Linked DNA regions of Homo sapiens: all the other regions are linked to region 1. Evidence: chromatin loops called from intact Hi-C (ENCODE). Cell type or tissue: IMR-90. All regions are shown on one strand.

Region 1 (8,000 bases):
CTCTCCTTTCCCTGCTTAGTAAACATGCTTTTGATGTTACTAAACACATAGCCATCAAGAAAAGCACCATGTAACAAGGTACCTGATGTCTATCTTTCCAGACGGATATATGAAACTTTAATTATCTAGAGTCTCAGTAACAAGAAAGTTCAAATAACTGAGTATTTTTCTGTTTACAGAGTAAAAAGCCAAGGGTGACAAAACACAAGAACTTGAGTTGTCTTCAAGAGAACATTTCTAGTTTATGTTTCAGACTCTGCAAACATTCAGGTCATCTCCCAGGTCTTCTGTGTAGATACGGGTTTCAATTCTCACTCACCTATATTTCCTTGTGTGGTGTTGAATAGTAAATGGAAGCACGTATATTGAGTTTTCACGGCTATTAGACCCCAGCAAAAAACCGTGTGTTTTCCCAAATGCTTTCTCAGTTGCCACTCTCAAACAACTCGGAGGCAGGTACCATCGTCACGGTGTCAAACTCCAGATAGCTTCTCCCTGGGTCATTGTTCTTTACCATGGGCGCCTCTACCTCTCAAGTAACATGCGCTTTGAGCCGCCAATAAAATGAGGATATGGACCACATCAAAGTTTCTCATTCAATCTTTCTTTGGACAAATGTAAAAACATCAGTATCATCTCCCACATATCTCTTGAGCTACATTGTCTGAAATGTATATGAAAATTATATAAAATTATACATTGATGTATCCAATGGTAGAAAAGAAAAAAGATATTCAATGTAAAGCAAATTCGATATTATAATTTTATATTTAAAAAATAAAAATCATACCCATTATGATCGTACCCTGAGTCCCCAGAAAAGAGACAAGCAGTCTTCAACCAGCCAAAAAACAAACAAAAAAGAAATAAAAACAAAAGAAAAAAAGGGAAAACAAATTTGCAATAAAGTAGAAGGCATTTACAGATCCCCTCTTGTCAAAACATTCAAGTACTCATTTCTGTGGGAATATATCAGCTAGTAACCCCTCCAATTCCTACAGATTCCCTTGTGAAGCATTTGAGGTCAAATACTCATATGACAATTTAGAAGTATGTTGCCCTAAGATTTTTCACCCTGACTCATTGATTTGAGAGTTGGGACTCCAGTAACAAGAAACATAATGTCAGCAGATATTCCAATGGACCTCGGCACATTCCTTCCAGAAGCTTCCAGCTGCCAGCAGAGGAGCATGGCAGATATAGCTGAGGACACGGGGGGTTTCCAGTGGCATAGTTACCACAAGTGCAGCCGGACAAAAATAGATGGAGATGTGGCAGGGCAAGTGATCTGAAATTTCCTTAGGACTCCTCTGCGACTAGGGGTATTTTTCATAGCATCTATTCTGAACTCCATCTGCCACTGTTTGACTGTTTGAAACAAGACATTCCTCTACTCAGAACATTATGTCAACTGACCATGATGAGCTGGGTCCTTTGCAGGTTCTGGGCTGTTTCCTGTGGCTCTCTGAGTTATTAGGATGCCCTGCTTTTATCACTTATGTGCCATTTTATTAAAGGTCATGCAGAAAAAAACTGCTTAAATTTTTTAAAATATGTAATTATTAATGAGATCTGACCTTGAGAGCAGCTATTCATCCCTGGAGTGTTGGGGAAAACAGGAGAAGTGTTTGCTGTCATTCTGCCAGGCCTTGGGTGTTCTTTCCTAACCAGCACACTGTGGGAGTTATATGGTGAGCCGTGGGGAGTGCTGTTTACTTGAGCTGTGATAGACTGTAAGATGGGGGTTGAGGGTCTCAGTGTGAGAACATGCTTGTAGCTATGATAACTCAAGACAGCCAAGTTTTTGAAACTACCTTGGTCTTAAATTCAAATTTGATTCCAAATGCTTGAAAAGTCTGTCCTGAATCAGGCCGAGTTGATGGTAAATTGTCTTTTCTTTAATCTTTGGAAATAATTCCTGATAAATATGATATTAAGAACTATGCTCATACGTTAACTTTTCTTAAAATCTTTCCATGAATTTACCAATTGTCTTTACACTAGAGCATGTGTGTGTGTGTGTGTGTGTGTGTGAGAGAGAGAGAGAGAGAGAGAGGAAGACAGAGGGAGAGAGAGACAGAGAGGCAAAGAGAGACAGAGACAGAGAGAGAATGAGATTTGGCAAGTGTCATGATTAATACCATTTTAGTAAGATGATCCCTGCAACCAAAATCACTCTAATTATACAAAACCATGATGAGAACTTGACTCCTAGCTTTAACACCACTGAATTCTGACTTAAACTGCCTCCCTTTTCTTTGCTATTGGGACACTTTTACTTTATTTTTTATTTTTTTAGAAATGGGGTCTCACTATGTTGTTCAGGCTGGACTCGAACTCCTGGGCTCAAGTGATCCTCCCACCTTAGCTTCCCAAGTAGCTGGGACTACAGGGATGAGCCACTGAGCCCAGCTGGGGCAATTCTATTGATATTACACATCACTGAAGAAAGTCTCAACAGAGCTGACAAGACCCTGTTAAAACAGTGTTGTTTTCAGCAGGGAACACTGCTGATCGAAGTACACATCCAGCATGACTAAAATTCCACCTTTCTTTTGTACCACCTCAAATTTGTCCTATAGAAGTACTGGTATCTTTATTTAAAAAACAGAAAAACAAACCAAACTAAGATGAATTGAGTACCTTCTGTGCACCAGATATTTTATTTTCATCCTCTCTGTAATCCTCCCACAAAAGCTATGAGTTATTACTGCCAATTTACAGAATATGAAAATGAAAGAAGTTATAATGCTAGGTTTTTCTAATCCCATTTTCCAGCATATTGTGCTTTTAAAGTAGTAAAATATGGTATGGGATGACAAAAAAACCATTATTTTTGTGAATCATTCTAAATTCAGAATCACATAATTATATGAATTTATATCCCCCCTCAAAAAAAGAGTATATGCTGTGCAAGTTGAGATAGGACTGAGGCCTCATGAGCCCCAGAAAATTGTCTGATACGACGTTACAAAGCTTCTATTGCAAGCGTAAGCCTCACTCTAGTTCAGAGACTTCCAAAGAATTGAATCACCAATGAGGCAATGTTGAAAATGCTGCGGCTGATAATATATTGGAAATTCCACCCCTAGTTGATGGAATTAAATAAATCAAAGATGAATCAGAGATGGACTGCAGTTTCCTACTCATGAAAATATAGCAGTCTCTGCTACCAAAAAAAAAAGTTGTTGAAAAATGTCTCCTGTATATTAACAAGATAGAGGTGTTTGAAGATGATGGTGTTCATAGAAGATATCTGGAATGCTGTTTGCTCACCATCCCAAGATTGGTATGAGGTTAGAAAGAGCTTTTTCAGCAGCTGAACACATTTGCTCAATATACCACTCAATGACTCAACAGTGGTGCTGTGATTCACTTTCTTTCTTAAGATCGTACATTAAAAGATTCAATAATATATTTGCATTAAAATGCTTTCAAGATTAATTACATGCTTCTAATTTTAATGTTATTTAATGTCTTAAATAACACTTTACAATGTTAACTTCACCTGATATGACTTTATATTAGAGTAATAACATATGTCTAAGTACATATTTATATTTTGGAGGGACATTTTTATTTATTTTTGAAATTTATAAATTATTATTTTAAATGTATTTGTTTCAGTTAAAAATGAGCTTTAAAATGAGTCTTTAAAAAATACAAGCCACGATACAATTTTAATTTGAATTTATTTCATGATGAGTGAGGTTGAGAATCTTCTGGTGTGTCTAAATGCTATTTGCATTTTTTCCTGCAAACTTTTTGCTCATAACTTTTGCCTCTTTTTCTATTGTGTTGTTGGTTTTTTTCTTACTGATTTTTCAGCTCTTTGAGATATATATTGCACATTTTTACAATTTGTATCTTCCTTTTGCCATGTAGAAGTTTAAAAATATTATGCATGTTTGTCAGGGTAAGAAATGCTAGCTGCTATTGGCCAGGTGCGGTGGCTCACGCCTGTAATCCCAGCACTTTGGGAGGCCAAGGCGGGCAGATCACAAGGTCAGGAGTTCAAGACCAGCCTGGCCAACACAGTGAAACCCCATCTCTACTAAAAATACAAAAAAAAAAAAAAAAAAAAAAGCCAGGCATGGTGGCTTCCACCTGTAATCCCAGCTACTTGGGAGGCTGAGGCAAGAGAATTGATTGAACCTGGGAGGCAGAGGTTGCAGTGAGCTGAGATCGCACCACTGCACTCCAGCCTGGGCAACAGAGCAAGACTCTGTCTCGGGAAAAAGCAAAAAAAAAATGCTAGCTGCTGTTAACATACGATCTGAATAGTTCATTTAGCTTAGTACAATAAAATTTATTGCTTACTCTCATTATAGTCAATACTGTTTGCTAGGAGGGGAGGGGGGCACTGATAGGGACTCTGAAACTTGTAGTCATTTAAAAGCCAGGCTCTTTCCATCTGTGACACTGCCATTATCAACAGGAAACCTCCAAGTTTATTGTAAAAGGAGAAAGAGGAGAGGACTGTGATCGTGCATGGGAGACTTTTATGGGCCAGTCCTAGAAATGGTGTATGTCAATGCAGTCCATATTCCACTGGCCTAAATTGTCAGAGAGGTGGGAAATATAGTCTTCTTCACACCCAGGAGAAAAATGAAACCATTTGCAAACATGGTATCATTTTCACAGAACTGAGTATTTTCAAATTTTTCAACTTTTTTTAATGGTTTCTGAATTTCATGTCATGTTTAGAAAGGCCTTTTCTATTTCAAGGTTCTAAGAAATTATTCCATGTCTCCTTTTAATGCTGATATAACTATCTCTGCTTTTAAGATTTTTTTTTCTTTACCACTGATTTTCAGTCATTTGATTATGAAATGACTCGGGGTGTATGTGTGTTATAGGCAGAGAGAGAAACAGAGAGAGAGAAAGGACACTGTATTTAATCTATTCAAGACAGATTGGATCTATGAGTTTAAAGTTTTCAACAAATCTGGAAATTTTCTGGTCGTTGTTTCCTCAAATTTTTTTCTGCTTCCTCTTCTTTTCTATTTTTGGAACACCAGGTATACATGGTTAGACTATTGAATATTGTCTCACAGGTCATTGAGGCTCTTCTCATTTTTTTTTCAGAATTTTCCCCACTCTATGGGCCACATTCTGGATAGATTCTATCACTATTCCTTCAAGTTCATCGTTCTTTTCTTCTTCAGTGTCTAATCTGCTATTAATGTTATCCAGCTATCTTGTTGTTTCAGATATTGTAGTGTTCATCTCCAGAAGGTCCATTCTCTTCTACTTTATGTCTCTCATTTCTCTGTTCAATGTGAACGTATTTCTTTTAAATACTTGTACATAGTTATAAAATCTATTTTAATGTCCTTGTATGGTAACTCTATCAATGCAATAATCTCTGGGTCTGTTTCTATTTTCTGATTTTTCTTCTGGTAATGTGTTGCATTTTCCTGCTTCTTGGTGTATCTAGTAAGTCTAGAGGTTGCACATTTTTATTAAGTCTCTAAATTGTATTGTTTTCCTTTTAAGAGAGCTGAACTGTGTTTTGGCATGCAGTTAACTTCCACACATGGCAGTTGATCCTTCAGGGACTGTTTTTTAAGCTTTTGGTAGCAGAAGCATGCAGTATGTTTTACTCCAGGAATAGTGCAGCCTTTCTGTTACTGCCAACAAGTGACCCATCTGAGGTCTTTACTAAGTGTCCTAAGGGATCACTGAGTACTCTCCATTCTGGTCTTTCTGATCTAGAACTTCTCTCTGCTGTGAGATCTTGGAAATGTTCAGCTCACCTAGTCATTTTTTGCACTACTTTGTAGAGAGGTCCTCTATGCAGGCATGGCCCAGTAGTCAGCAAAGACTCTGCAGCATAACTGCACAGATTTCTGTAATTTCACTTCGGTATCACTCTGTTCTTTTCTGTGTCTCTGCCCTTCAAACTCTGACTACCTCAACCTCTCCTAACCCTGATCTCTGTCTCCTCAACCCACTGAGGCCACTGGGCCCTGTTTGGAATTCCCCTACCTACGCCTTATTTGGGAAATTGCTTGCAGAAATATGGGACTATCATAGGGCTTCCTTTTTTTTTCCCCTTTTTTAGAGATCATAGTCCTGGGCTGCCTGCTGGTCAGTGTCTGAAACAATTTTTTCATACCTTTTTGTCTAGTTTTTTGTGGTGGGAAGTTAAGTTTTATCCTTTTTATTTTGTCACATCTGGCTGTGGAAGTTTAAGTTTGTAATGCTGCAATTGTGTTTTGTAATTAGAACTTCCAGATTTGGTCTGAAGGTTGAATCTTTAAAAAAAAATGAATAAGCAAACCAAATAAATATTATTTATCACATTAAAAAGTCATGCAAACTTTATTCATCATAGAATTAGAATGTGGTTCCATCCATAAGCCAGATAGAATGAAATGTAAACGTAATGCTATGCAACTTAAACTCTGCTGGTCAAGGGAGTGTCTTCCAACCATCTCACAGCAATTCCATTTTATTTTCTTTCTAATGTTATACATTTCTCCTGGTCATATTCAACTGTAACTAATTTTTACATAAGTGTATCCTGTATTGTCCTCTTTCTTGGATTCTTCCTTTATCTCGCTAGAATATTGTTGCAGGGGTGGGAGGCAATTCTCCATGTGTTATCCAAGACTCTCTTTTCAAGGACATTTGTACAGCAAGATTAGTGTCTTCCTCTGAGGCAGAGAGCAAGTTTGATTCCTGACCAGGATAATAAAGATAGCTTCTTCCTCCATAGGAAAAGTTGGCTGGGTTTACTGGCAGACTTCTTAAGATTGGGGGTTTCCTAAACTCAGGGATCCTTGGCTGTGAATGCAGACCCACTGTAAACACAGCACCAGCCCGGGCAGCCCTGCGTCTCCCCTATGGAGGCACAAAGGTACCAATGCAAACAGGAAGCTCATGCTGCCTGCTGTGCGGTGAATAATGAAGTTGTTTGTCTCTGACTGGGAGTCTCATTTCTTCTGCCAGCATCTCTGAAATTGGTAGACTAACTGAGCTGCAAGCAGGGTAAACTCTCAGACCTTTCATTGTTCCTAACAAGCACTGTAGAGCGATATTTTCATCCATGTGCCCAAGATGATAATTTTCATGTCTGAAAGTGTTTTGTTTTGCCTTCACATTTGATTATTTTGACTGAATGAAGATATTCTAGAATCAAAATATTTTTTTCCCTCAGAACTTTGAATTTTTTTTAATGTATAATACCTAGGGTTTCCAGTTAGAAGTTTGATGCTAGTCTGTTCTCATTCCTTTATAAGAGACCTTGCTTTCTCTCTAGAGTTCTCTGTCCAAGAAGCTTTTTGTTGTTTTCCTTAGCCTGGCTTAGTGTTTGAAATTCCAGTTGGAAGATTCCTGTTCTGTTTTTTAATCTCCAAGAGTTTTCTTTCTGTTACTTCCTTATTTCTTCTCCTCTTTTCCCTGTTCTTCCTTGCTGAAAATTCCTATTGGATATATTTTTAATCCCCTGCATCTATCCTTTATGGCTTTTAAAGTTTTTTTAAATTTTAATCTTTTTGTCTTTGGGTACTATAACGGGATGTTTCCTTAACTTTGCCTTCTAGATTAATAATTTTATCTCCGGTTTTTTTTTCCATTCTGAGTAGTGTGATGAATTGTCTAGTTTTTAAATTCAGCCCATCCACTGATGTATGTATAAACGAACCTATATATGTATGTTTCAGGAAATCATATATTTTTAGTTCCAAGCACACTTTATTCAAACTTCCACCTAGCCAGAATTCAATTACTTCTCACCAAGTTTATTTATCTATAATGTCCAGATCTAAGTCACATCACCCCTCAACTGGGCTGTTTTAATTTTTATCTGTTTATTTTCTGATACAGAGTCTCGCTCTGTCACTCAGGCTGGAGTGCAGGGGCGCAATCTTGGCTCACTGCAGCCTCCACCTCCTGAGTTCAAGCGATTCTCCTGCCTCAGCCTCCTGAGTACCTGGGATTACAGGTGCGTGCCACCACGCCCGGCTAATTTTTTATTTTTAGTAGTGATGGGC
Region 2 (8,000 bases), 240 kb after region 1:
TCCTTTTGTTATACTTGGTAGTCCCCTAGTCAGTGCCTACAGCAGAGGGCAAAAGAGAATGAGTTCTTTTTATAATAAAATAATTATTCACTTTGCATATGAACAGTTTTGCCAGGCAATGAAACCAGATGACAAGCTGAAATCTGAATCCGAAATCAGGTTAGGATCGCTCAAATGATTTATGGATTCACTTGTTTTTGCTCAGTGACTCTTTTGTCTTAACTTTCAAATTAGCTTGAGAAAAACATTTTTAAGGGGTACTACATATAACCCATTCAGCTTTTTCTCAATGTATGTCATACAAGATCAGGTAACCAATATTAAATAACAGAAATTCCGATTAATTCACCTGAACAAATTTAGCCATGAAATACAAATGGAATTTGAACAAACCTTAAGAGGCAGATATTCCACAGGTGAGGGAAGAAACAACAGGAGTCAAAGCAGAGAGGAATTCTAGCAGTTTCCAGCCTTTCTTCCTCTGCTTTAAGCTTCTGCTTACCCGTAACAGTGACATTGGGTCTAGATGAGCTTAATTTTAATATCATAAGAATATATAGAAATACCCTATTTTGGACTTTCTTTTAATAATCCTCAGCAACTTTCATGAGACATACAAATCTAAAATTTTAAAAATCAGAGTAAATAGTTTGTTTGGGCAATGATGATAAAAATGTGTCCATATGGAGGTCTGTGATGCGACACTGTTGTTTAACTGAACTCCTCGGGGTGAGTCTGCTGCTTTTCCTCGCATATAAACACTGTAACGTGCTTGTGGATTCACTTGTAAATATTTTGAATTTGTTTTATAGCAAATAGTATTGATTGATTAAATAGCATATTAAATAGTCTGTATTCTTTGTTTTGTCTTTAGATGATGATTTTCTGGAAAAGAACATTCCACCAGAGGCTGAAGAGCTGTCATTTGAAGTGTCTTATTCAGAAATGGTTACGGAGGCTCTAAAAAGAAATAAACTTAAGAAATCAGAGATTAAGAAAGAAGACTATGTTTTAACTGTAAGCAAAACCTTTCATGATTATTCCAGGAACTTCCTGTGACTTCATAGGACAAAACTAAGATTTCTTTTTCTTTTTTTTTTTTGAGACGGAGTCTCGCTCTATTGCCCCAGGCTGGAGTGCAGTGGCGCGATCTCGGCTCACTGCAAGCTCTGCCTCCCGGGTTCACGCCATTCTCCTGCCTCAGCCTCCCGAGTAGCTGGGACTACAGGCACCTGCCAACTTGCCCGGCTAATTTTTTGTATTTTTGGTAGAGATGGGGTTTCACCATGTTAGCCAGGATGGTCTCGATCTCCTGACCTCACGATCTGCCTGCCTCGGCCTCTCAAAGTGCTGGGATTACAGGTGTGAGCCGCCGTGCATGGCCAAGATTTCTTTTTTTAAATATCTGTGTGTGTGCACGGGGATTTCAGCGGCCAGGCATCACACTGCTCACACTACCATTGGGGGTGTTATGTGGGCACCACTTGTTGTGCAGTGCACAGCCTGCCTGGCTGTACCTGTGTGGAGGAAAAGTTGTGAGGCTGTAGGCTTGAATACTGTTTTACAAATGAAATAGGATTCTACCTGCCTGGCTTGTGAGCTTTCTTGCACTTTATATTCTTACTTTTCTCATACATCAATGCAGACCCTACCTTTACACACTTGTGCCTCTATAAGCCACATATCAGAAGAGGGGACTGCAAAAAGTCACAGTCATGAGAGGAAGTGAGAGCTCATGGAACAGACAATAAAAACACATCAAAACCAATTCAAGAACTTCTATTAGTACATGATGGGCAAAGAGAGCTATATACTTTGTTACCCCCAAAGTCTCATTATTTATATCCAGAATGTTATATCCAGGAGGCCTAATAGAGAACGATGTAACATTGGTCTGTTTGCCATTCAACCAATGCATGTGTGAAAAGTTTATCTTGTGGAGTCCTGAATACTCTGTGCTGATTACGGTTGGATGCTTGATGAGCAGGGCCCAGGCAGTTTCAGAGCTAAAAAACTGAGTCATGCAGAAACAGACTTTTTGTACCAGGTGACTTGGACCGTTCCCAAACAACCATCCCATGACAGAGGACAGGAAGAGGAAAGGAAGAACTCTAGGACTCACGGAGTGCCTTCTACGGGCCTGACACTATACTAGATATTCTATTAATAATGTAAGGTGGACCCTAGTGATTACGTCCATTTTACAGCTGAGGAAACTGAGGCCCAGAGAGGCTAAGTAACATGTCCAAAGTCTGCAGCTAGTGGGAAGCAGAAATAGGATTTGAAACTAAGTGTGTCCAACTTCAAAACCCTTCCTGGTCCCTAAGCAGTCTGCAGGTTAGAGGGCAACATGTGGTGGTCGAGGGAAAAGAGAGAAGCCTGCAGGACTCTGGTTTCAGGGGGAGCCCCTCCTTATCTTAAAGAGAGGCATGCAAGAGAGGATGCTGGCCCCTGCATCTCCTCATCGAAGCCAGCTCCTTCTGAGGTTTGGCTCTTCCCATGAAGAACTTTGCATAGGATTTAGCACATAGTAGTTGGTCAATAAGCGATTGCAGTTTTTGTTTATATTGTTGTTATGTGTTACTATTATATGAGGACTTAGCCTCAGAAAGAAGGTAAACTAGCTAAGCATTTAATAGCACAAGGCATGCCCCAAGCCACATCCTATATTTTGTTTCATTTTTAAATTCTTGAGGTTCCAAGGAGCAATTATTGAATGAATAAAAGAATGAATGAATGGGCAGATACTTTGACTACCCCAAGGAAGCTCCAGTTTAGGAAACTCCTATGGAAAATGTGAACTTAAAGCTTTATAATTTAAATTTAAGTGTTTATAATTTAATCTATGGGGTTTTTTTTGTTTTACTTCAGCATTTTTTTTCAATACCACTCTTTCTGAGGGCAAAGTGAACCTGTGGATATTATATAAGAATAATCTTTTGCTTCTAAAAGGTCTTGCTGCTGAAATTCTTCACAATATTTCTGGATTGTTGAAGGATTTGCTGCTGTTGTTGTTTTAGTGTCTTTTGTTTCTTGTGTGAAAATAGAGAATATGTCAGTATCGTTGTCTTCAAAATCATAGTAGGATTGTTTGCACTTTCTCTGTATTTGCTTTTTTAAGAATTTGGAATCATTTAAATTTAATTTTTATGGTAGAATAACTGTTGTCTCAGCAAGCATATATAATCAGTTTAAACTGGGAGATTACTAAAAGTCTCTTAAAGTGTGCAGTATGGGATAGATAAACCTTGATTTAAAGATTGACTGCCCAAGAAGGAAAAAAAAAACATATGTTTAGAGCTCTCCTGGGATATACCTAGGTGTGTTTCCTGTTATGTGTGTGTCACATTTATTCCAATTAAGGGCCATGGTGTGTGCATTCCATGTGGTGCCTGACATGTATGTTGTTTGACAATATTGGGTGTTCCTTATAAAGAAGGCAGTTTCCACAGTTGCAATGGCAATGTTATCATATACTTTAGACTGCTGTTTTGCTTCTAATTAGCATAGCAGTGATCTGCACATTGTTCTAAACCACATATTCATATTTCTAGGATGCAGCATGCTCCTTAGAGATGTTTTCCAAAGAACACGTTCTACTGCATAGATTTAGAGTGTCCAGGTGGCATTTGAGTGAACGCATAATAATTTTCCTTTGCCATAAAAAATAAATACCTTCACTGTGTGTTTTAGAAATTTAATGTTCAGAAAACCAGATTTGGCTTAACTGAAGCAGGAGATCTGTCTGCTGAAGACATGAAGAAAATCCGCCATCTCTCTCTGATTGAATTGACTGCCTTTTTTGATGCCTTTGGAATTCAACTGAAAAGGAACAAAACAGAGAAAGTAAAAGGACGAGGTAACTAAGAAGACTGATTGCTTCTGGCTTTAACACTTTGACACAGTGGAATAAGATAATGCTTTTCTAATTCTTTTTTTTTTTCCCCCTTTACTGTCTCACAATGAAGACAATGGGATTTTTGGAGTTCCACTTACAGTCCTCCTGGACGGTGACCGAAAGAAAGACCCTGGAGTGAAAGTTCCCCTGGTATTACAAAAAGTGAGTAGCAGGCAAATGAAAGGGGAATTCACAGAGCCTCATGCTTATGATTTGGCACTTTGTAAACCCACAAATGAATTTTCTTTTATATTTAAAGACACTATCGCCCTATTAGGACTCAGGCCCCTGGTGATTTTCAGCTTTATTCCATGCACCGCATAACGGCCCATGGCGCCTGGGCCAGTTGGCCTTGCTGCATTCTTTTGGAGCCTGTTACATTTTGTTTGCCTATAACACATCAGGTGACAGACACAGATGGTCTGACCCAGGGCACGAACAGTTGCATTTTTTTCCAATATTTTTTCAAATGTTATTTGCGCATATGAATGTGTTTGTGTGTGCATTTGATTATTCTATCTAGATAAAGATGACCATTAATTATTACCAATGCATATATAAATCATACAAATATTTGCTGAGATATAGCATAGGCTGGGTTTTAAAAATGTGTATATGTGTAATCATTTTATCAATTTTCCAAACCAAGTTTAATAAAATCTAAAAACCAGCATGTTCCAGTCATTTTCCGGTGTGTCTGGGCAGATAGGATACATTTAGACAAAAAGAATAATTTTGGTGGAAGGAGGTTTCGAAAATGATATTATCTGAACTATAAAATGCTAATATCTCTGTGACTATTGTTGCTGAATACCTGATTTGCTTTTAAGTCATGTTGTTTTATAGCCAGCAATTTATACTGGTTTTTACCTAAGTGTGCATTTATTCAACAGTGACATCCAGTGGCACAATTAAAATTCCTAGTCCTTAACACAAATTTTGTGGAATTTTAAATTGAGTTTTTAAATGATATTTTAAAATATTGTCTAAGGAAACATATACTTACCTGACACTGATAATCATACATCACTTGTTTAGCTTCCTATATTTTGCTACCAGTGCCTCAAATTGAGATACTTCTCAAGTCAGGTGACTGATTGGCTGGAGATAGGAGCCAGGAAGATGGCACCGAGATGGCCAGAGGATACAAGCAACACCTTTGTACACACGGGCCCTCTGTGGGTGACTTCCCTAGGCAGGGCTGTGCCAGTGCTGTTTATGTAATACCACGTCTAGTCAGCACAGAGCAGCCCAAAGAGGCTGGTGTTACCACTGCCCTTTTACTGATGAGGCAACTGAGGGATAGAAGAGTGAGAAAACTTAGCCAAGACACACAGTCAGCAAGAGGTGGAGTGGGAAAAGGAGCAGTAGCAAAATCCAGAGTCCATGGTGACGCTGAGATTTTCTTTCCTTCATTGAGTTGAAACCAGCATTGTCTTTGTCCTGTATGTAAAGGACAGAGTTTAAAATATCAAAATCAAAGACGATTCAGCACATGAGTTTATAGTACTGTGTAGGTACAAAAATCTAGCGTAGAACTTAGCAAATAGAAAGTACTCAATAAATGCTAGTTAAACTAAATATGGATTTATATCATATTGGCAACATGTTAGCTGTTATTACTACTGGATGTTAAGTGTTCCTCGCTACGACACCTCAAGATAGTACTCTCCCACTCCTACAAGAGAGGCTTTTCTTACAGACATGTTTCTTCTTCCTAAATGTCTGTTTGCCTCCATACCTAGAAGAATTACCTTAGTTCCAGGTACCATCCACCATCATTTCTTGAAAGGAAAATAGCAGAGAAGCTGGATCCCCTTCTTACTGGGTGAACTTGGCCAAGTTATTATCCTTTCCAGAGAAGCACTGTGAGGTGCTTTATTACAGTGAATCGAACTGTTCTCCTTAGTCTCCTTAGCAGTAGAATAGGGTTATTGTGAGGATTAGATGAGTTAATGCAGGTAAAGGACTGAGAATAGGAACTTACACATAATCAATGCACAATAAATGGTAGTGTTTATTACTTTTTTAACACCTATCACCATCCTGAGAACTCACGAAAGCTATTAATCTTTACCCCGTCTAAACTCCTTGATCAGACATCTAGAATTCCTATAGTTTCTTAGTCAGAGTGATTGCAACCAATGACAGTAGATTTAGAATCTCTTGTTACTGATCAGTCTGCAGAAAGAGTTATAGTAATCAGATCTTAAAAATGGTTAAGAGGCATGTATAATTTTAGAGTGGTTAAGAGCACGAACTTGAGTCAGTGCCGTTACTTACGAGGTTGATCTTGGGAAAGTTGTATAACTGCTATAAATCTCTACTTTCTCATTTGCATGTCGGAGGATAACGTTGACGTCATAGGATGGTTATGAACATTTAACACAGCATTCAAGTGCCAGGCAAATATATATATGCTTGGTAACTTATTGATTCATGTCATCATTGTTACTGTTTCATATGTTTATGATCATATAGAGGTACTTATTCTGGTAATATATCATTGCTTTCTAGTTTTTTGAGAAAGTTGAGGAATCAGGTCTGGAATCTGAAGGAATTTTTCGACTTTCAGGATGTACTGCTAAAGTCAAGGTACCGAACATTTTGTCTCTTCCTAGGTAGAGTTCTAAGCTAGCTAGACCCAGTTCACACAAGCATCGGGGATCCAGATATTTGTTGTTGTTTATTAGATATTATCACTTGGTCCTTCCTAGTATTCCTTGGTACCTGTGGTAAAATGTTTGTTCCAGAGTTTTTTCATGATCCAGAATTTTAAAAATCAAAACGGAAACATTAAAAAACCAAAAACAACAATGAAATAGCACATCAATTCACCATCAAAAACTGCTGCTTGCCTTTAGTTTGGAAAAAATGAAATAGCACATCAATTCACCATCAAAAACTGCTGCTTGCCTTTAGTTTGTAAAAGTTGAAACGTCTCACTGCTGTTTTGGAGGTTAAACACCTTAGTTTGTTGTGCTCCTCTCAGCCGTGGAATTCACTAAGCCAATGTTATATGAGTCTTTATTTCCATCATTCGTTGGTTTAAACATTCTTTGGCTCTCCCTTTAGTGAAAGCTCTTACAGGAATTTGTAGCAATGGCTATAACCACTAGAATACTCACTCAGCAGTTCCAAAACCCAGTTCCACTTACAGTAATGTTAACATCCACATCTAAAACCAGCTGTTCAGTGTGAATCTTATTCTTTTGCTTTCTTACTTCCATGAGGTGGCAAACTCTACAGTACAATAAAGCAAAGAACTGTTAGAAAAGAAAAGCTTTTCTCATAAAAATCCAGCAAAACATCCCACTGTGTCTGCGGGTAGGCATACACCATGGAGAGCTCATTCCTGTGGTTGGATCACTCCCTGTCTTGCAGATGTGAAAACCTGAGCAGTTTTAAAAGCTGGATCCCTGAGCAAACAGTCTCAGGGGCAGGGGAAAACCAATGTGGTAATGTTTATCAAAAAGACATTTGTAGAGGCAAAACAGCATCTCTTCATTAATTCATTTTGGTACATGCTTTGGGAAATTCTATTTGTATCAGTATCAGAGTTTTTATATAGAAGTGTGACGAGAGGTTTTTCTAAGTGGAAACTGAGAATAGATAGGCTGCGTCTATTGGATCCTCCAGAAAGCAGATGCTGAGATGGGTGAGGAGCGGAGGAGAGTCACGGCGGTTCTGCTTCTGCAGGATGAAAGGGGCAGGAACCAGGATTGGCTGGGGTGAGGCTCTAACCACGGTGCAGGTCAGACAATTCCTAACCATGGAGGAGCCGTGTGCTGGGCAGAATGGGCAAGGCCCTGGTACCCATGCCTCACCCCGTCGTGGGCTGGGGCTTCCTGCAGAAAATATGGCTGAGCCACATCCAGAAGGGGCCCACAGCTGGGAGAGTCGGCTACCTGGGCTTTTGCACGTGAGGGCAAGGTCTTCCGTGAAGCGAGGTCGGAGCAGGGCACCAGGGCATCAGGGCTCCGGGCATGTTGAGGGGTTACGGCTTCCCTGAGAGTGGAGTTGGCTGAATGCTGGCACAAGTTCTTGTGGAAGGCAGGGAAATGCCCAACGGCTCCTTAAGGTTTATGCTTTCTAGGGTGCA
Region 3 (8,000 bases), 70 kb before region 1:
TTGCTCGGGAACATGAATGAAAATCCTAAGACAGAAGAGACCAGTGGTTTAGCTGTCAGAATGCAGTGGCCTGCCCTCCTGACCCCTTGCTGACATTAAACAGCCCCTGCCCTGGAATGCCGCTCCTGGCCTGGCATCCTGGGAGCGTGTGTCCAGCCTGCGGGACAGAGATAAGCGTAAACCTAGCCTCTGATTCTGAACACTAGCTAAGGCTCCCGACAGTTGACGAGATTGATGATTTTCAGCTGGTATGTCTCCGTAACTGAGGAGGCCATAGCTTTGATGTATTGGTCAGATCAATTTGGCTTAAGTGCCCCAGTAAATGAATGCAAATGACTTAAGGAAATTTCTAACTCAAAGGCGAGCCACTAATCCACGTCTTTCAGACCAGAAGCCGAATCATCCAAAGCGGGTGCAGTATGTGGAGAAAGGGGTGCTTGTCTCCTCCGTTTTCTCCTTAGGAAGACTTCACTGTTGGAGACCTTTCTTCTGAGTGCTGCCCTGGGGTGCTGTTCAAAATCCAGGCGTCTCATGAATTATGCTGCCAGATCTAGGAGGAGCCAGTCCTCTTTGGAACTAGGTGAACTGGGCTAATGAGAAACAGGCCCATCTCATCCGCCAGCCAGTTTGCTCCAGGGCCAGAGGAAAGCCGGGGCCTCTGGCTCCCACATCCCATGTGGCAACCAACCATCAGGTTATGCTTGGCTTTGCAACCATCAGGAAAGGCCTCACGTCTGCCTAACTGCAAAACAATTTGGTTGGCTTATAAATTGCTGCCTCTATCATGTGCTTCTGAATTAAAAGGAACGGATGGTTTTTAAAGGTTTATCTGTTTCATTATTGATGCAGAATGACCTCGTGCTGACAAATTTCGATTTTCACACGGTTTCTTTGCTGATGCAGTATCTCTGCCACCCATGCTCTAGGGCAGCGTGGAGCCACTTCAGAGCATGGCTTTTGTGAGCCAGCGCCCAGCAGGGTGTTCTTTTCTGAGTGCAAAGAGAGAATCCACTGACCTCATTTGCTTCCATCCTGTGAACCTCTCAGTGTGTTTCAGAACACCAGGGTCTGAACAGAGAAGCTTCAGAATACTTTCTCCGACTAGAGAACTTTTTTATGGTGGGAGGAAAAAATGTTGCCAGTCCCACTTCACAGACACCTGGAATTCATGAAGTCTGAGGACTTCTTTCATTTTACTTTCAACTAAAAGCTCTAGCACGAAACAGCAAAGGCTCACAGAACTAAAGATCAGGAGGTGGCCCTGTGAGAGGGTGTTCAGCCTGGATCCCTGGTGAAACTCCATCATTGAGCAGGTCTGTGATAGCCCTTGTGGTCTGCTTTCTGCAGATAATACTCATAGACTATGCTGCATAAATTCTCAGATTATTCAAAGATGAACAAACAGTTCAAATGGGCAGTTTTATGTGAGTGTTTCACTCTCAACCCTTTCCTTTTTTCAGTATGTCTCCCTCCTTTTTTCCTCTCAAGCATATCTACTTCAGAAAGCGTGGAAAGAAAAGAGCCTGGTGGGAAAAGTCTATCAAGTGATAGTGACGTGCCCTTATGGAAAAAATTCTGGGGTAAGCAGAATTGGGGTTTTACTCTTAAGCTAACATGAGATGAGATTACTCTATCCTAACAAGATTTAAGCATCTTGTTTTTCTAAATGTTCGGTCATTTGTGTTAAAACAGAGGAAAATATGACATCTAACCTTTTTTTCCTGAGAAAATAATCACTGTCCTCCATGCTTTGCCAACAACAATCCTTTTTCCTCCCATTTATTGTAAGAGCTACAGTATCTGCAGTTTGGCAGAATCACCACCCTCTCTGGGGTGTTTGATTTCGCCTTTCGTATTTGAGCTCTTGGTGTGTGCGTGTATGTGTATGTGGGTGTGTATGTGTGTGGGTATGAATGTGGGTGCATGTCTGTGTGTATGTGTGTGCTGTCTGTGTATTTGTATTGAGGTAAGGACACTCTCTGAGATGTAAGAAAGCACTACAACTGTTTATAGGGAATGAGTTCTTTATTTTTATTCCCCAAGACGTTTTATAATCTTGTGTTTTTCAAGTTTGCCTTAAAGAATAAACAACCTTCTATTTTGTAAGTTTTTTTTAGATGTGTTCATTAGAAAGATCAGATCTTTCAGTACTTGCCATTAACCAGTTTTCTCTTAAGTTAATCATCCACATATAACTCTCCAAAGAATAGATTTACTTTAGTTGTGATTTTTCCAAAGTCTGTTTTTGCTTTCTCTGTTAAAAACAAATAGAAAAAAAAGGAAGGAGGAGATGAGAGAGAATCCTGCCCTTTTAGCATATAGAGTTCTGAAATAAAAGACTGAGTTGTACAGAAAAGCCGCCAACACCATCATTTGTTTTCTGTGGTTTCTGATGATTCTTTGTGGAGCAGTTTTCAAATGGAACATTTTCTTGCTATCACAGGAAAACAGCACACTCCAGGGTGGATTCTGATTGCTGTAGCTAAAATCTCTATCTCCTATTTCCAGAAGCAGAAACACAAATGAGGTCTGATGGTTGAAAACTTAATGGAAGAAAAAAATAGAACATTTATGCATAGAAATAAACACATACACACAAAGGAATACAGGAAAAACTGGGAAATCTGAATAAGATCAGTGGATTGTATTAGTGTCAATTTCCTGGCTCTGATATTGTACTACAGTTTTACAAGATGTTATCACTGGGAGAAACTAGGTTAAAAAGTACATGAGATACCTCTGTATTATTTATTATAATTGCATGTGAATCTAAAATTATCTCAAAATAAAAAAATAATTTTTAAAAAATTTGGAAAAGTAACAAAAGGAAAACTAAATAGTACCTTAAAAATAAAAAACTATTTAACATTTGTATTTTGAAAATAATTAGAAGCATATGAAAGAGATTGTGGCTTTTTTGTTCATTCTTTTATAAATTACTGGTAACTTATCATAGTACCTAAAACACGAAAGGAAACAGGTATAGTATGCTTCAGTTTGTAAGTTCAGAGGGTATTTTTGGTGGATTAAACCAATAACCTAAATTATCATGAGAATTATGAAGCCAAGTTTTTATGTACTTTGTGATAATTTAGGTTGAAGGCACATTATACTCTGACTGGCAACATCTAGGTAGAATTAAAACTTTATAACTTTGGTTAGTAAAAACGATGGAATTAGATAAATCCATTATCCTTTATGGCTATAATAAAGACCTTCGCCAAAACAAAGAATATGAGTATATTTGCTTTTCAGGGATGGGAAAAAGAGGATTCTAGGAATAACCATTAATATTCAGAGTGAAATGTGGGTTGAGATGAAAAGATAATACTTACCCCTTTAACAAACCATGTAGTCTATTACAGTGGATGAAGAGGTTTAAAAAAGCAAAATCTCTATCATCTATTTATCTATTAACTCTTTTTTTTTTTTTTTTTTTTTTTGAGACAGAGTTTCACTCTTGTTGCCCAGGCTGGAATGCAGTGGTGCAATCTTGGCTCACTGCAACCTCTGCCTCCCAGGTTCAAGCAATTCTTCTGCCTCAGCCTCCCAAGTAGCTGGGATTACAGGCACTAGCCACCATGCCTGGCTATTTTTTTTTAGTAGAGACGGTGTTTCACCATGTTGACCAGGCTGGTCTCGAACTCCTGACCTCAGGTGATCCGCCCGCCTTGACCTTCCAAAGTGCTGGGATTACAGGCATAAGCCACCACGCCCAGCCTGCTTTAGATATTTTCTGATATACGTTTATGTCATTATAAAACTGAGAGACAGAGTATTTGTAGCAAAAATTTTAGAGACCAGACTTCACAGAAAAGGAATAACTAAATCCCTTCTGAAAGATATCTTACTACCTAACCACCTGTCAAAGCCTGTGAGATTTACTATATCCCTGCTACAACACAACATAGCTCTACAGACAACTTGAACTCGAGATTTCGTTTTGATACGTGATTTTGTCATGTTTGGAGAAAGTGATGATGTTGAAAGAAAAGTGTCTCCTCTTTAAAATACGTTCCTTAAGCGACTGCCTTGGAGCGGGAGATTAGGTCTCATTTCCATTCAATTCAAATTGGGCTTAAAATGTAATTCCAGGCCCTGGCAGCTACCACAGGATAATATGCTCCCTCAGTGAGAAAAAACTTGGCACTTAAAACTGATGAGTAGGCCGGGTGTGGTGACTTACGCTTGTAAATCCTAGCATTTTGGGAGACCGAAGCTGGAGGATTACCTGAGGCCAGGAGTTCAAGATGAGCCTGAGAAACATAGCCAGACTCTGTCTCTACAAAAAATTTTAAAATTAGCTGGGTGTGGTGGCACATGCCTGTAGTCCCAGCTACTCAGGAGGCTGAGGTGGGAGGACTGCTTGAGCCCAGGAGTTTGAGGCTGCAGTAAACCATGACTGTGCAACTGCATTCTAGCCTGGGCAACAGAGTGAGATCCTGTCAAAAAAAAAAAAAAAAACCAGAGATCTTTGTGTTTCTTCTTTGCAAGAGTAGGATTAGCTCAGGCCGCTGCGGTGGGGCTGAGCCCACAGATAAGGATTATGTCAGCTTGGCTTCTAAGTTTGAGGAGTTAAAAGGAGATTGAGCAAGAGATTTACGGCTGGCTGCCAGAGGAACACTTCAGGTCACAGAGGCTTATGGAACTACTCGAGTCACAGTATGTGAAACGCAAACAGCTGTCTGCCTTACTGAGGCCAAACCTGAGTGAAAACGCATGGTTGTGGAGTGCAGGGGCAGGAACTTAAACACACATGCAAGGTGAAGGAGGGCCTGCAGAGAGTCTTATGAGCGGTCAGCCACTTCTCTGTTAGCTAAAACCTTCAAACACCTTTTTTCCTATTTCTGATACTGCTTTGGGAAAATAACCAGGCAGTTGGTCTGTGTCCAGTCTACTGTAATAACAGGATTACCATTTACTCGGCACCTGATTACCACATGCCAGCCATTTCATGTGGCTTATCTCGGTGTATGATTACACTACCCATAGGCCATAGGTACTATTACTATTTCCATTTCACAGATGAGTAAGCTAAGGCTTACAGAGGTTAAGGAACTTGCCTCAAGTCACATTCTTAGGAGTAATAGAACCAGTACTGAAATTCGAGCAGCTGGCCTTAGCGCATGCGCTCACTAAACTCACTACGGTGTACAGCTCTCTCTCTCTGTGGCAGCTGATGAGGCGGGAGCTGCTGGTGGAAATTCTTCATGGGTCTCTTGTGTTTCTACATATCTCCACTTTGCTAAAAGAGGCACTAGCCATCTATGTTCTGGGCTATATCTTCAAGAATGCTTATATAGCAAATAGTCTTGGAAGACAGAGATGGCACTGTCTCTGAAGCAAAGGGCAGGCATGCTTAGTGCCTACTTTAAAAAGTCCGAGTTCCCTACCTTCAAGTTTCCTCTACCACATCATGACTGCTGTGTCTGCACGTGTCTTCTGGCCCTCTTTGCATTGTCCTGTGGGAACTGGGGAGTGGGGAACCAACAGAAGTGCAGAAGTCCCAGCTACTGTATAGCTGTGAAAAATAAACCATCCTTTTGTCTCTCTCCCAGTAGTCTCATGTCTTCTACCAGCCTCCCTGGGATGTGGCCTGCTAACTTAGTTTGCATTTGTTCTATTTCATGACAGTAGGAGGGGCTAGATTAGAAAAGGGGCTAAAATAGGCCAAGCACGGTTGCTTACACCTGTAATACCAGCACTTTGGGAGGCCGAGGTGGGCGGATCACTTGAGGTCAGGAGTTTGAGACCAGCCTGGCCAACGTGGTGAAACCCTGTCTCTACTGAAAAATGCAAATATTAGCCCGGCATGGTGGTGCGCACTTGGAATCCCAGCTATTTGGGAGGCTGAGGCAGGAGTATCACTTGAACCCAGAAGGCAGAGGCTGCAGGGAGTCAAGATGGCGCCACTGCACGCCAGCCTGGGCAACAGAGTGAGACTCTGTCTCAAAAAAAAAAGTGGCTAAAATAGCTGATGGACTTTATGGAGACAATTTCATGGTTCCCAGAAGGAAGACAGAGAAGGATTTAATGCAGAGCAGTGAATCCCCTGGGCTTATGAACCAAACCACTTGTCTACCTAGTTTGTTTTCCTTTGACTGTTAGAGTGGATACTGGGGTGCTCCATCCAGATGTTACCTTCACAGCTGGGACACTCATTTCCCAGCTGCTGGAAGCATTGGCAGTCAAAGATTCTCATCTGAGTCCTTCTCCGTGAATTATCTTAGGCTACCTTGCCCAAGGATGGCCTCCTTCTACGAGTCTGCGGCTGTGGGTGGGTTGGGGGAAGTGAGGGAGTGCAGAATTTTCTGCCCTTGCTTCAAAGCAGGACAGCTCTGATGTTAGCTCCAGAGCTTCCTTTGGGAGAGGTTCAGTTTTCTGCCTTGTTTTGTGTGCGTCTGTGCAGACATCACAGTTCAGCTCCTTCCTCTGCTAAAATGCACTCCCTTCACTCATAGCACTGACTTAGAGGGGCCTCCGAAAGAAATTTCCAGTGTGTAATCTCAGTGCACAAATCTTAGAGAATGTTTCCCAGGGAAGTGACCAAAGACAGTTCTCTTATAAATCATGATATGCAACAAAAGGTCATATGAAAAAAGTGCTTCCCAAGATTTTGTGTGCTTTTAGTCACCATTTTTTGGTATCCATAGGCTTAAATAGGCCATTCAAATATTACCTATAAGCTTGAAAAAATAATATAGTTACCTCAAATTCTGATAGTTACATTAAAGAAATTATGTTTTTTAAGCACTAAAATTTTGACAATTTTGTAGTATATTCACCGAATTGCTTTTTCTAACACACTATTATACTAGTAAGTAAAAAGTAATAGAAAAATCTTTAACTTATTATAAAATGCCCTGATGGAAATTTTGGTACAATTGAATTTCTGTTTTCACTTGAGATACAGATACTTTGAATGTTTCATAGATTATGTAAATGGAACAGTGGGAAACAAGTCACACCATTTAATGTGTCCAGGAAAAATAGAATAACCTCCTTTCCTACAGAGGGAGGCAAAAAGACCGTAAGATTTGTTGGAATGGAAAATTTGGAGCTTTGCACAACCTCTGAAGTATAGATTTGGAGGGGAAAAGTGGTAATGAATACACTGAAACAACTTCCTCACTTTGGAATTAACAAGAATAGACCAGTAAGAGCAAGGATAAGATACAGGGCCAGTAGGTCAGTACCAGGCTGATGTGATGTCAGTAACGTTAAGGAACCCAACCTTTTGTTAAATGATGTCATCAGCTTTTTTTTTTTTTTTTTTGAGACAGAGTCTCACTCTATTGCCCAGGCTGGAGTGCAGTGCTACGATCTGGGATCACTGCAAATTCCACCTCCCAGGTTCAAGGGATTTTCATGCCTCAGCCTCCCAAGCAGCTGTGATTACAGGCGTGCGCCACCACGCCCGGCTAATTTTTGCATTTTTACTAGAGACAGGGTTTCACCATGTTGGCCAGGGTGGTCTTAAACTCCTGACTTCAAGTGATCCACCGGCCTTGGCCTCCCAAAGTGCTGGGATAGCATAGTTATTGGTTGTTTCTGATTGGAAACTAAGTGTGGAAATAAGACCTCTCCAGCTCCTGCGGTTATAAGCTTTGTCCCATGTGATAAACAAATCAGACTTTTTTTACGCTGGGAGTAGTTTAATTTTCAACCTCTGCTGCAGGGGAGACTATTCCTTCATTATATTAAGGTAAAAGCAGCACTAAGATATTTTAAAGTTTTATTTTTTAAAAGAAAGTTTCACATGAAACATGAACATTTCTCATGAATAAATGCATTATATTGACAAGTTTCATTCTTATCATGCAACAAGTTGAACCAGTTACTTTTAATCAAAATAATGTTATGCAAGATTTAATAGTCCAATACTCAACTCAGTTATGTAAACAAACAAGACAAGCTAAATCCTTTGTAGTCTGCTAGATGTTTTGCTTGGTTGGAATGGATCTCCCACATAAGACACAATCTTTAAATTGAAAAAGGAA

What was found. A loop is a pair of places that touch in the nucleus more often than their neighbours do. Peaks named below come from ENCODE experiments on the same cell type or tissue, not always from the same donor. Only the 100,000 strongest peaks of a DNase experiment are listed, where the experiment ranks them.
Region 2: a loop joins it to region 1, with 2.6 times the contacts of the local background. A loop is called at or near these places in 4 of 110 quality-filtered maps.
Region 3: a loop joins it to region 1, with 2.3 times the contacts of the local background. A loop is called at or near these places in 5 of 110 quality-filtered maps.

The regions. Positions count from the first base shown.
Region 1 is chr18:6,626,704-6,634,703 of GRCh38, forward strand. The region is part of intron 2 of LOC107985176 (a long non-coding RNA gene); the gene reads right to left. Among named protein-coding and RNA genes, the nearest start is that of ARHGAP28, 99 kb to the right of the region's middle. In IMR-90, no CTCF peak of the experiment used is centred here; DNase peaks (open chromatin) are centred at 3,038 and 3,328; H3K27ac peaks cover 563 bases.
Region 2 is chr18:6,869,716-6,877,715 of GRCh38, forward strand. ARHGAP28 (Rho GTPase activating protein 28) reads left to right here. Exons shown (of 18, transcript NM_001366230.1): 7 at 875-1,017; 8 at 3,694-3,859; 9 at 3,969-4,060; 10 at 6,416-6,493. Among named protein-coding and RNA genes, the nearest start is that of LINC00668, 56 kb to the right of the region's middle. In IMR-90, a CTCF peak has its summit at 4,800 (motif pointing left); no DNase peak of the experiment used is centred here; H3K27ac peaks cover 195 bases.
Region 3 is chr18:6,557,090-6,565,089 of GRCh38, forward strand. The region is part of intron 2 of LINC01387 (long intergenic non-protein coding RNA 1387); the gene reads left to right. It overlaps LOC105371972 (a long non-coding RNA gene), which reads left to right and starts at 385. Exons shown (of 3, transcript XR_935116.4): 1 at 385-1,313; 2 at 1,489-1,580. RefSeq lists enhancers at 1-264, 265-958. In IMR-90, no CTCF peak of the experiment used is centred here; a DNase peak (open chromatin) is centred at 4,622; H3K27ac peaks cover 1,248 bases.